Linked DNA regions of Homo sapiens: region 1 is linked to region 2. Evidence: read pairs that join two places in POLR2A ChIA-PET (ENCODE). Cell type or tissue: K562. All regions are shown on one strand. Links, peaks and the distances in the headings refer to the core of each region. The heading gives the core; the rest is flanking DNA. Region 1 overlaps TBC1D22B (TBC1 domain family member 22B). Region 2 overlaps RNF8 (ring finger protein 8).

Region 1 (5,382 bases), core at 134-5,133, 76 kb after region 2:
GTTCTCATATTAGCTGATATTAGGGTTGTTTCATTTTATGTCTGTATAAAGTTGCTGTGAATATGTTTGTGCATGTCTTTTGGGGCTATAAGCCTTCATTTTCCTTGAATAAATACCTAGAAGTAGAAGGCAGGGTTTTTGTCTACTTCGTTTATGGTCATAAACCCCAGTGCCTAGAGCAGTGCCCTGCACATGTGGGTGCTCATCAAAGACTTGTTGACTAAGTGGTGGTGCTCCACCTCCATCCCTTAGGGGAGAGAGAACTTTCGGCTAATTCAGCACAGTATCAGAAAAGTGTAACTCACTGCCCTCCAGTGGCCAAGCCTAGTGAAGCTGTACTAATTTCTGAGTATTCTGCAGTTATGGAATTTTCATTCTCTCATTCATCTGGACATGTGTGGAATGCCTATTTTGGACACCAAAATGAAGGTACTGGGGATATGAAGATGTTTAAAATACTCTTTGGCCTCAAAGAATCAGAAAGTCTGGTGGCAGAGAGTAGGAGGGAAACACAAACAACTAGCGAGGTAAAGTGCCACAGGAGAAATCTACAGAGTGACAGAAATAGCACTATTAGATGCCGGGGGTCAGGGGGACCCCAGGGAAGGCTTCTAGGAGGAAGGGGAGTCTTAAAGGGTGCACAAAGATTAGCTCAGGAGATAAAGAGGTGGTGCAGGACAAGGCTTTACATTTACAATGTCCATTTTGGATTGTTGAGTTTAAGGGGCGAAGCAGGGAGCAGGTCACAGGGCCTTTACATGCCAAGTTAGAAAACCTGGACATTTAACCTATAGGTGATGGAATGCTAAGGAAGGATTTTTGTCAGAGGAGTTCTGTGGGCGAGTCTCTGTTTGAATGGTGTGCAAGATGGGTTTGAAGGAGATAAAACCGGGGGTGAGAAAACATGCTTGGCTGGTTCAGCAATCCAGGCCTGACCTAGGGCGTGCATAGTGAGAATGAAGAAGAAGCAGATTAAGAAACATTTAGGACGTAAAATCACCAGAGCTTTGTAAATGATTGGATATGGAAGAGTAAGGAAACAGAATCATGAACAATTCTTAGCATTTCTGACTTAAGTGACAGGAAATACTGCCAACTAAGAGAAAAGGGTGCCTGGGTAAGGGAAGGAGAAGAGCCAAACACCGAGTCTGAGGAGCCTAAGAATAGCAAAGATTGCCTAAAAATAACTGTTCCCTTCTTCCTCCTTGGTGACAGGACCCCTAAGTGTATTGGCCACCTAAGACAGACTGTTTCTCAGCCTCACTTGCTGCTAGGTGTGCCCACGAGATTAAGTTCAAACAAAAGAGAATCAAGCCCCAGAGTCATGCACAGCTTTCAGAAATGTTCTTAAACAGAAGAAGTATGCCTTGCTTCCTTTCCTTCTCCATACTGGCTGGAATATTGATGTGATGGCTGGAGCACAAACAGCTCTTGGATCATGAGAAAGAAACCACATGCTGAAGACTGCAGAATGAGAGAGAGCAACCTGGATCTCTGATATTTTGGAGCAGCAGATAAGCCCCAGATCACTCACCTCTGGACTTTTAATGTGAGAGAAATAAGCTTTTCTATCTTACTTAAGGAACTGTTACTTGGGTTCCCTGTTATGTGCAGCCTAGCTAATCCTAAGTGATCATCTATGACATAATCAGGTGGAAATGCCATGTAGGGAACCGGACACAAGTCAGAGGTCTGCGGAGGACTTCCTTTCCGAGAGTTCCACTGCTGTCATGCTTCCAGGTAAAATCTACGGTGAAAATCCTACTGTGCTGTTTTATGCAAAGGAAAAGAGAAAAGGTTACTTGATAATTGGTGTTGCATTTTGTACCTAAAAATATCATCAGACACCACTCTTCTTTTGAAAATAGGAAACATCATAAGTCCTGCTCTTCTCCATGACTTCCTTATATGAATCACTTCTGTTGTTCCTGTTAAGCAGTTTATTTTGATGATGGCTGCATGGTCAATTATATTGGACCTCAGTAGTTCAGAGCTAGACTAATATTGCCTAAGCCTAAAAGCTCTTGGAGGAAAGAGTTTAGAATTATACCACAGTCTCAGAGATAAGATTCCAGAGACTTTATCTCCCCAGGGGTGACCTCCCCACCTGCAGCACTGTCACCACTAGACCCAGACACAGCTGGCTTATCTGCAGAGGACCCACTTTTACAGGAGCAGCTGGCTTCAGCAGATAAAGAAGCTGCTTGGGGGCAAGGCTAGAGCTATAGACAACTTCTCTATCAACTCACAGGGGAATCACTGGAACTCACTGTTTCCAACTACTTTACAACAAACATAACATAAAGCATGAAGCAGGCTCAGGTACTAATTTTTAAAAGTGATAGAGGTGGTAGAGAATAGGTAGGGGAAGAGATATGAGAGAAGCCAAATAATGTCCCAGTGGCATGTGGACCCCACGGCTCCACTAGGGCAGATCCCCTATGCTATGATTCAGTGAGATGGGGCAGTGGGGTAAGGATGCCTGGAGAGACCTACCCAGGATAATGAGGGCAACTGCTGGCCTGTTCCATGAGAAAGATACTTGAGGCTTCCTACAGTAGGGAGAGTCACACCAGGAGGGCCATAGCAAAAAACCTTTGACAGCAGCTGCCTCATCCAGATACGCCAACATGAGAGAAGTAGAGAAGAGAAGCATCATTGCCCAGACAAAAAAATGATGCTTGCTGGCCACAATGTTGTATCTATCTCTGTTCAAGAAAGGTGTGAGGGTGGGGAGAAGTCTGTATTTCTTTGGAATTTAATTTATATCCAGCAACTGACAGGTAAATAAGATGTAGTACATCCATATAATAGAATATTTGGCCATAGAAAAGAATGAAGTACTGACACGTGCTACAACATGAATGAATCTTGAAGACATTACGCTAAGTAAAAGAAGCCAGACACAAAAGACTCCATACTGTGTGGTTCCATTTATATAAAATGTCCAGGATAGGGAAATCCCTAGATACAGAAGATTAGTGGTTGCCCAGGGATACACGGGATGGGAGGCTTAGGGGTGATGGCTAAAGAGTACGAGTGTTCTTTCTGGGGTGATAAAATGTTTTAAAATTGATTGTGGTGACATACAACTCTGTAAATATACTAAAAATTATTCACTGTACCCTTTAAATGAGTAAATTGTCTGGCACACGAAGTACATCCCAATAAAGCTGTTACCAAAAAACCCACAAAAATTGTAATTTATAAATTTATTGCAACTCCAATAAAAATTGTATTAATAAAAGGTTCCCCACTCCTACATTTGACAAAAGTTGATTCTCAAGTTCAACCAGATGAACCTGGAAGACATTATGCAAAGTAAAAGTTGGTTTACAAAAGGACACATGCTATATGAATCCACTTACATGAGGTATCTAAAATAGTCACAAACATAGAAACAGACAGAGTAGTGGCTGCCAGGGGATAGGGGGAAGGGGAAACAGAGGGTTGACGTTCAGAGGGTACAAATTTGACAACTGTAGGCAAGATGAATATGTTCTAGAGATCTGCTGTACAACCATGTGCCCACAGCTTACGATACTGTATTGTGCACCTCAAAATTTGTTAAGAGGGTAGACCTCATGTTAAGTGCTCTTATCACTATGAGAAAAAGATAAAAAATAAACAAAATTGAAAAATAAGTTCATCTGGAAGAACAACCAAGACAGTATTTTTTTAAAGGATAATGAAAGAGACTGGCCCTGGGTGGGGGGAATTTTTTTTAAAAAGCCACTAATAAAAAATAATAGCCAGGCACGGTGGCTCATGCCTGTAATCCCGGTGTTTTGGGAGGCCAAGGTGGGTGGAGGACTTCAGGCCAGGAGTTCCAGACCAGCCTGGCCAGCGTGGTAAAACCCCGTCTCTACTCAAAAATACAAAAATTAGCCAGGCATAGTGGCGATGCCTGTAGTTCCAGCTACTAGGGAGGCTGAGGTGGGAGGATGGCTTGAACCTGGGAGATGAAAGTTGCAGTGAGCCAAGATTGTGCCATTGCACTCCAGCCTAGGCAACAGAGTGAGATTCCATCTCAAAATAAATAAATAAATAAAATATATAATAATAATAATTTAACAACTTTATAAACTCAAAAAATCTAAGCTGTGTGGTACTGGATAGAAATGGAGACAAATAAAATCAAACCAACAAAGCAGCAGAACCATGTAATTAAAATTACGTAATATTATGAAGAGAGATTTCACATCGGTGAAAAGATGGTGTATTATTTATAAATGGTGTCGAAATAATTAGCTATGCAACTGGAATAGTAACTATAAATCTCAGTTCTCATCATACAAGAAAATAAATTAGTAATGGAATTTAAAAAGTTAAATGTTAAAGCCACAAGAGTATTAGAAGAAAACACGGGAGAGTATTTTTGTAATCTTTTTTTTTTTTTTTTTTTGACAGAGTCTCACTCTGTCACCCAGGCTAGAGTGCAGTGGCGTGATCTCGGCTCACTGCAACCTCTGCCTCCCAGGTTCAAGCGATTCTCCTGCCTCAGCCTCCCGAGTAGCTGAGATAACAGGCAGCCGCCACCATGCCCGGCTAATTTGTGTATTTTTGGTAGAGACGGGTTTTGCCATGTTGACCAAATTGGTCTGGAACTCCTGATCTCATGTGATCCGCCTGTCTCAGCCTCCCAAAGTGCTGGGATTACAGATGTGAGCCACCATGCCCGGCCAGTATTTTTGTAATCTTGAGGTGGGGAAGGAAAGAGTTCCTAAGCAAGATACCAAATCCAAAAACCCTAAAGGAGAAGCTGCTTCCCTCAGAGGCTTCATCACAGTTTGCAATTATCTGGTGACTTGTTTGTGAGCCTCCCTACCAGACAGGAGTTGCCACAAGGGCAGGCCCATGTCTATCTCCTGGCACATAGTAACAGCTTAATAAATACTTGTTGAATGGACAGATCTGACTGTATAAAAATTACTAAGTTCTACATAAAGAGACACAAGTAGCAAAGTTAAGAGATAAATAATGGTCTGGGGAAAATATTAGGTTGGACTACATAAAATTCCCATGTTGGGCGGTAAAAAAAAGGTTGAGTATTAACAATTTATATGATTCAACCTAATATTTTTAACACATAGCAGATGAAGGATAAATTTATCTAATATACAAAAAGCTCTTACAAAACAAGACAGGTCAATAATCCATTAGAAAAAATAGGTAAATGATTAAACCAGCAGACCACAAAAGAAAATGATAATACAGATGAGAAAAGATACATAATATCACTGACCAGAAAGTGGAAACAAAAACTGAAACACAAACCATGGTTTATCTGCTAGACAGGTGAAATACACTAGACTTCATCCATACACAGGTTTTGCTAAGGAGGTGAGGAAAAGTGCATCCACACATTTCATGGCTGGAGTA
Region 2 (5,382 bases), core at 88-5,087:
AACAAACAAACAAAAACAAACAATAAAAAGTATTATTTTCCACCAATCTGATGCTTTTATAAAACAAATTTTTTAAAAAGAAAAACAAATTTATGTCTTGCTAATTGACATATGAAAGGGAACACATACTAAATATTAAGTATACAGAATTATATAAGACATCATCTCTAAAACTAAAAAAGTAAAATAATATAGAAGGCAACTAAAAATGCTGGGCAAAAAAAGAAACTAAAAAAGTAAAAATGTAGTGGGTTCGTTGACAACGCCTGAATATCTAAGTAATGTGCCAATGAAGAGAGAAAGCAAAAGGAAGCCTGTATTTGTGGGGCTCCTCTGAGTAATCCCTCTGGTCAATTTCTGCCTGAGCCCTTTTCACTCAGAAGAATACAAACCTTTTTCTTTGTTACTCTTGTTTATGTACATCTCCTAAGATACAACTTTTTCTGAGGCTCAAAAATGCTCATTCCTGCTCTTAGGATAACAGTGCAAAATAACACAGATATTACATATTTTTCAAATGCCAAGTTGAGCACAGAAGCTAGGAAACATTGTGTTTATTACATGAGACAAGCTCTCATAAACAGTACTGAAAACCTATCTGATAAAAATGAAGCATCTGGCCAGGCTCACTGTAATCCCAGCACTTTGGGAGGCCGAGGCAGGCAGATCACCTGAGGTCAGGAGTTCGAGACCAGCCTGGCCAACATGATGAAATCCCATCTCTACTAAAAATACAAAAAAATTAGCTGGGTGTGGTGGCGGGTGCCTGTAGTCCCAGCTACTCCGGAGGCTGAGGCAGGATCACATGAACCCAAGAGGAGGAGGCTGCAGTGAGCCGAGATTGCGCCACTGCACTCCAGCCTGGGTGACACAGTGAGACTCTGTCTCAAAAATAAACAAATAAATAAATAAATAAAATAAAACATATTTCTGAGACGAATTTTAAGAGGTGACCAGTAGAGTAGATAAGACAGTATTCTGTAAACAAAACACAGGGTCAAGTTGTTTATGTCTTATATGTCTCTGCAGATGCTCCAGGTTGGCTAACTCATCATTTATTTCAACCCCCGTTCCTTGTCTTCCTCTTATAGAGTCCATAAGCCCTGTCAAAACAACATAGAACTTCTCCAAAGTAGAGAATCAGATGACTAGAAATTATGGGAGAAGTTACGATCTGAAGTCCAAACGGACCCAGAGGAAAAGAAACAGTTCTGCCCAGGAGAGATTTTTCAAGAGGCTAACAGACCCAACTTCCCTAAAGATCACCTGAGAAAAGAAAGCTGTGTGTATATGTTTTTCTTTTTTTTTTTTTTTTTTTTTTTGAGACGGAGTCTCGCTCTGTCACCCATGCTGGAGTGCAGTGGTGCGATATCAGCTCACTGCAAGCTCTGCCTCCTGGGTTCAAGCAATTCTCCTGCCTCAGCCTCCCGAGTAGCTGGGATTACAGGTGCATGCCACCATGCTTGGCTAATTTTTGTATTTTTAGTAAAGATGGGGTTTTGCCACGTTGACCAGGCTGATCTTGAACTCTTGACCTCAGGTGATCCGCCCACCTTGGCCTCCCAAAGTGCTCGGATTATAGGCATGAGCCATTGCACCCGGCCTACATTTTTCTTTCTCTTTTTCTTTTTTTTCATGCCTTGCTCTGTCACCCAGGCTGAAGTGCAGTTGCGTGATCTCGACTCACTGTAGCCTCCGCCTCCCAAATTGAAGTGATTCTCCTGCCTCAGCCTTCCGACTAGCTGGGACTACATGCACACACCACCATGTCTGGCTAATTTTTGTAGTTTTAGTAGAGATGGTGTTTCACCATGTTGGCCAGTCTGGTCTCGAGCTCCTAACCTCAGGTGATCCTCTTGCCTTGGCCTTCCAAAGTGCTGGGATTACAGGTGTGAGCCACTGCACCTGGCCTTCTTTTTAAAGGAGTCTGAATAGCACTGTCATTTAGCAACTTGAATTTAACATCTGTGGTCTAAGGTGAACTGGTCACAAACAGCAGAATTTGTCAAATAAATAAATAAGCCAGTGCAAAAATATGATAGGCTAACAAATGGTAGAGGTTTCATTTCCATAAGGAGCCTCAGAGTCCCTGAAATATATTCAACTTGGGCCGTAAATTCCCAAAGTGACCACATTTTAATGACGTTTACCCCCTCGTTTAAAAGGTTGCACTATAAGCATATTCTCGGCATAGTGCCCATTCAGAGTAAAGAAAGAATAGCTTTTATTGAGCAGCTTTATTCTGATACTTCCAAAATCTAATTTGGCCCTGTTTTCTCCTCAACAACAAAGAGATAAAGGCTTCATTGCAGCTCAAAATGTTAATCATACCAAATAAACATTTAAGAACAGATGAAATGCCAAAAAAGGACAGTGAAGGGAAAGAAGATTATAAAAACAAATAAGAGGTGGTCATCTCTAGAGGTGACTTTGAAATCAAATAGTTATAAGTTCCTGGAAGAAAATCTCTTCAGAATGTTCCCCTATAGTAGAAGCAGCCTGTGTAGCCCAGGCTTCATTCAGGGTTGGGAGAATAAGAAGGGGTCGGCTGGGTGTGGTGACTCACACCTGTAATCCCAGCACTTTGGGAGGCTGAGGTGGGCAGATCACCTGAGGTCAGGAGTTCGAGACTAGCCTAGCCAACATGGCAAAACCCCATGTCTACTAAAAATACAAAAGCTTAGACAGGCATGGTGGCATGTGCCTGTAAGGGACCCAGCTACTTGGGAGGCTGAGGCACAAGAACTGCTTGAGCCCAGGAAGTGGAGGTTGCAGTGAGCCGAGATTGTGGCACTGCACTCTAGCCTGGGTTGACAGAGTGAGACTCTGTCTCAAAAAAAAAAAAAAAAAAAAAAAAAAAAGAAGGGGTGAGCAACTGTTCATAATTACCTCAATGAAGTATTCTGAACAAATAATACATTGGAGCTCATTCTCTAGCACATCATTCATGTGGCTAAGAACTTCTTCCTTCTGTGCTTGCATCTTCTCCTTCTCTTCCTGCAAGACACACAATCCTACCTGTCATTCAGAGAACCAACAAAAATGCAAAATGGGACAGGGAGCAGGGTCAATTATTTAGAAGAGGATTCAGTCTTAATGAGTGATTCATTCTGGTGCAGCAACATTAAGAATAGAACACTTTCCCTAAGGCTTATTGTTTTTCAATAATTGTTTTCTAATACAGAGCACTAACCTCCTTTCTTTCCTCTCCCTACTTGCTATGGTCTGAATGTTTGTGCTTCCTCCCAAATTCCCATGTTGAAACTTATTTTCAAACGTGATGGTATTAAGAGGTGGGGCCTTTGGGAGGTGACTAGGTCATGAGGGCTCCATGCTCATAAATGGGGTTAGTGGCCTTAAAGGGGCCCAAGGAGAGCTCATTTGCCCCTTCCGCCATATAGGGACAGACATGGCAAGACTCCATCTACGAATCAGAAGACAGCCCTCACCAGACACCAAACATGCCAGCATCTTGATCTTGGATTTCCCAACCTCCAGTACTGTGAGAAATAAATTTCTGTTGTTTTTAAGCTACGCAGTTTATGGGTCTTTTTTGTAGTAGCCTGAATGGACTAAAACACCACTTTTTCAGTATTTGCATTGCAAATTCTGTCTCCTTCCCCAAAATTAATCAAATGAGAAAAATGCAGGTGACATACTAACCACACCAACCACCCAAGACCAGATGGGACATTAAGTAGTTTATAGCAAGCTGTAGTTCAGACATTACATAAGATTATCCCAAACAATTAAAAACTCACTGGACAAGAAAAGAGGCATGAATAGTCCAGAGGCAGGAAACTTGAATTAGTTATAAAGTTGCTGTGTTCTTTGCAGCTGCCTTTTCTGTAAAGTAAGGTACACCTCTGGAGGCAGAAGGCTGGAGACAGGCCTCTTGAATTACCTTCAGGCTCCATGCTCTATGATACCTGCCACTTCCCACTCCTGCAGAGGCCTGCAGTACCATCTCCCCGGCTTTCCCCAAGAGGTCAGACTGCGTGTGGACACACTTTTTAAGGAGGCTCCTACGTATGCTCTCTTGAAGCAGACATTTATTTTAGCACTTCACCCCCAAAACAAAAAGCATTAAGAGCCCCTGAGGGGGAGAGGATAGGCCATTTGAGGTATATTTGAGTGGCTGGCTCATTTTTAATTGTTTTATTTTCTTTTCCACTCAAAGCAAAGACTGGCAGACTGCTTAGGGCAGTGAAGAAGGTCTGGACCCATTTCTAACCATAGTCAAATTCCCTGAGAACTTATGAATCACTGGGTTTAAAAAGATGTGGCAGTTTCTTGGAGGTTGGAGAGGAAGGTATTATGTGATTTAAACAGGAAATCAAACCAGCTAAAACAAGTCCCTCCTTCAGTTCTAGGTTGGTACATGGAGGGGGTGGGATGACAGATGCAGTCAGACTCAGGTATTAATTTCAAGTCAGAGGTTGCAAATTGGTGGCCTGTGGACTGGATCCACCCTGCAGACTTGTTTAGTTTGGCCTTCATATTAAAACACACACAAAAAGCTGAAGTTGTTGCCAATATTTAAAATTTGGGATATTTCACTTAAACATTTGGACTTTCATCTGCTGTGGAAAAATCAGAAGATCTGACAACACTGGGCCTGCACTTCTGGATGGCAACAATTGGCTGAGCAGAGAAGAGTTGCCTCCTGGGATGGGGGTGTGGGCAAGTACCCCATCCAATAAGCCATAGCCCGCACAGCTCCCTACTGTGTTCTTACATTCAGGCCACTTCACTCACTTTGATTACCAGTCTGGCCCTGGTGGGCATTTAAGTTTATAACCCCTAATTCAAGAGTTCTCCTGATTTGACATGGGAAGAAACTGCATTAAGTAATTCACTTTACTTTATGTAATTCAAATTACATAGTTCAGGAGGAACTATTTCTTGACTACAATATTCCTCAGTCTGTATCAGTGACACACTCTGAAGGAGTACCCACCATAGACAAAGGACTAGAATACAGGATGCAAGTGCCTTATTCCCAGCATTTTGCTTCTGAACAAGGGAAGGAAATAGATGTTGTCTGACAGGCAGAACCTGCTATAGGCCTCTATAATTTTATAGATTATCTCCCCAGAGGCAAGGAGCAGCCATAATTTCTCTCTTTATTTTCCCTAGCAACCCTTGCACTGTTGAAAATGCTGAGTTGCATGCACTAACCAAATTCTAAACTTCCATCTTCTTTCCAGTACCTTGGTCTGCTCTAATTCTTTGTTCTTGGCTTGAATGATTGCTTCAAAGTCCTTCTTGCTGCGATTTAGCTCTTCCATTAGAGCCCAATGCTGCAAAAACATAGCAGATACATACTCAGGATGAACTACAATGCATCCTTCCTTTTAGCCACAAACATGCCTGTTCTCT

What was found. Peaks named below come from ENCODE experiments on the same cell type or tissue, not always from the same donor. Only the 100,000 strongest peaks of a DNase experiment are listed, where the experiment ranks them.
Region 1: POLR2A ChIA-PET joins it to region 2 with 6 read pairs; 4 of 35 experiments call an interaction of 5 or more read pairs at or near these places.

Annotation. Positions count from the first base shown.
Region 1 is chr6:37,299,030-37,304,411 of GRCh38, reverse strand. All of the region lies in intron 8 of TBC1D22B (TBC1 domain family member 22B), which reads right to left. Among named protein-coding and RNA genes, the nearest start is that of TMEM217B, 44 kb to the right of the region's middle. RefSeq lists a silencer at 182-231. In K562, for the core only: a CTCF peak has its summit at 318 (motif pointing left); DNase peaks (open chromatin) are centred at 281 and 2,121.
Region 2 is chr6:37,374,541-37,379,922 of GRCh38, reverse strand. RNF8 (ring finger protein 8) reads right to left here. Exons shown (of 8, transcript NM_003958.4): 5 at 5,214-5,303; 6 at 2,890-2,997. Among named protein-coding and RNA genes, the nearest start is that of RNF8, 23 kb to the right of the region's middle. In K562, for the core only: no CTCF peak of the experiment used is centred there; no DNase peak of the experiment used is centred there.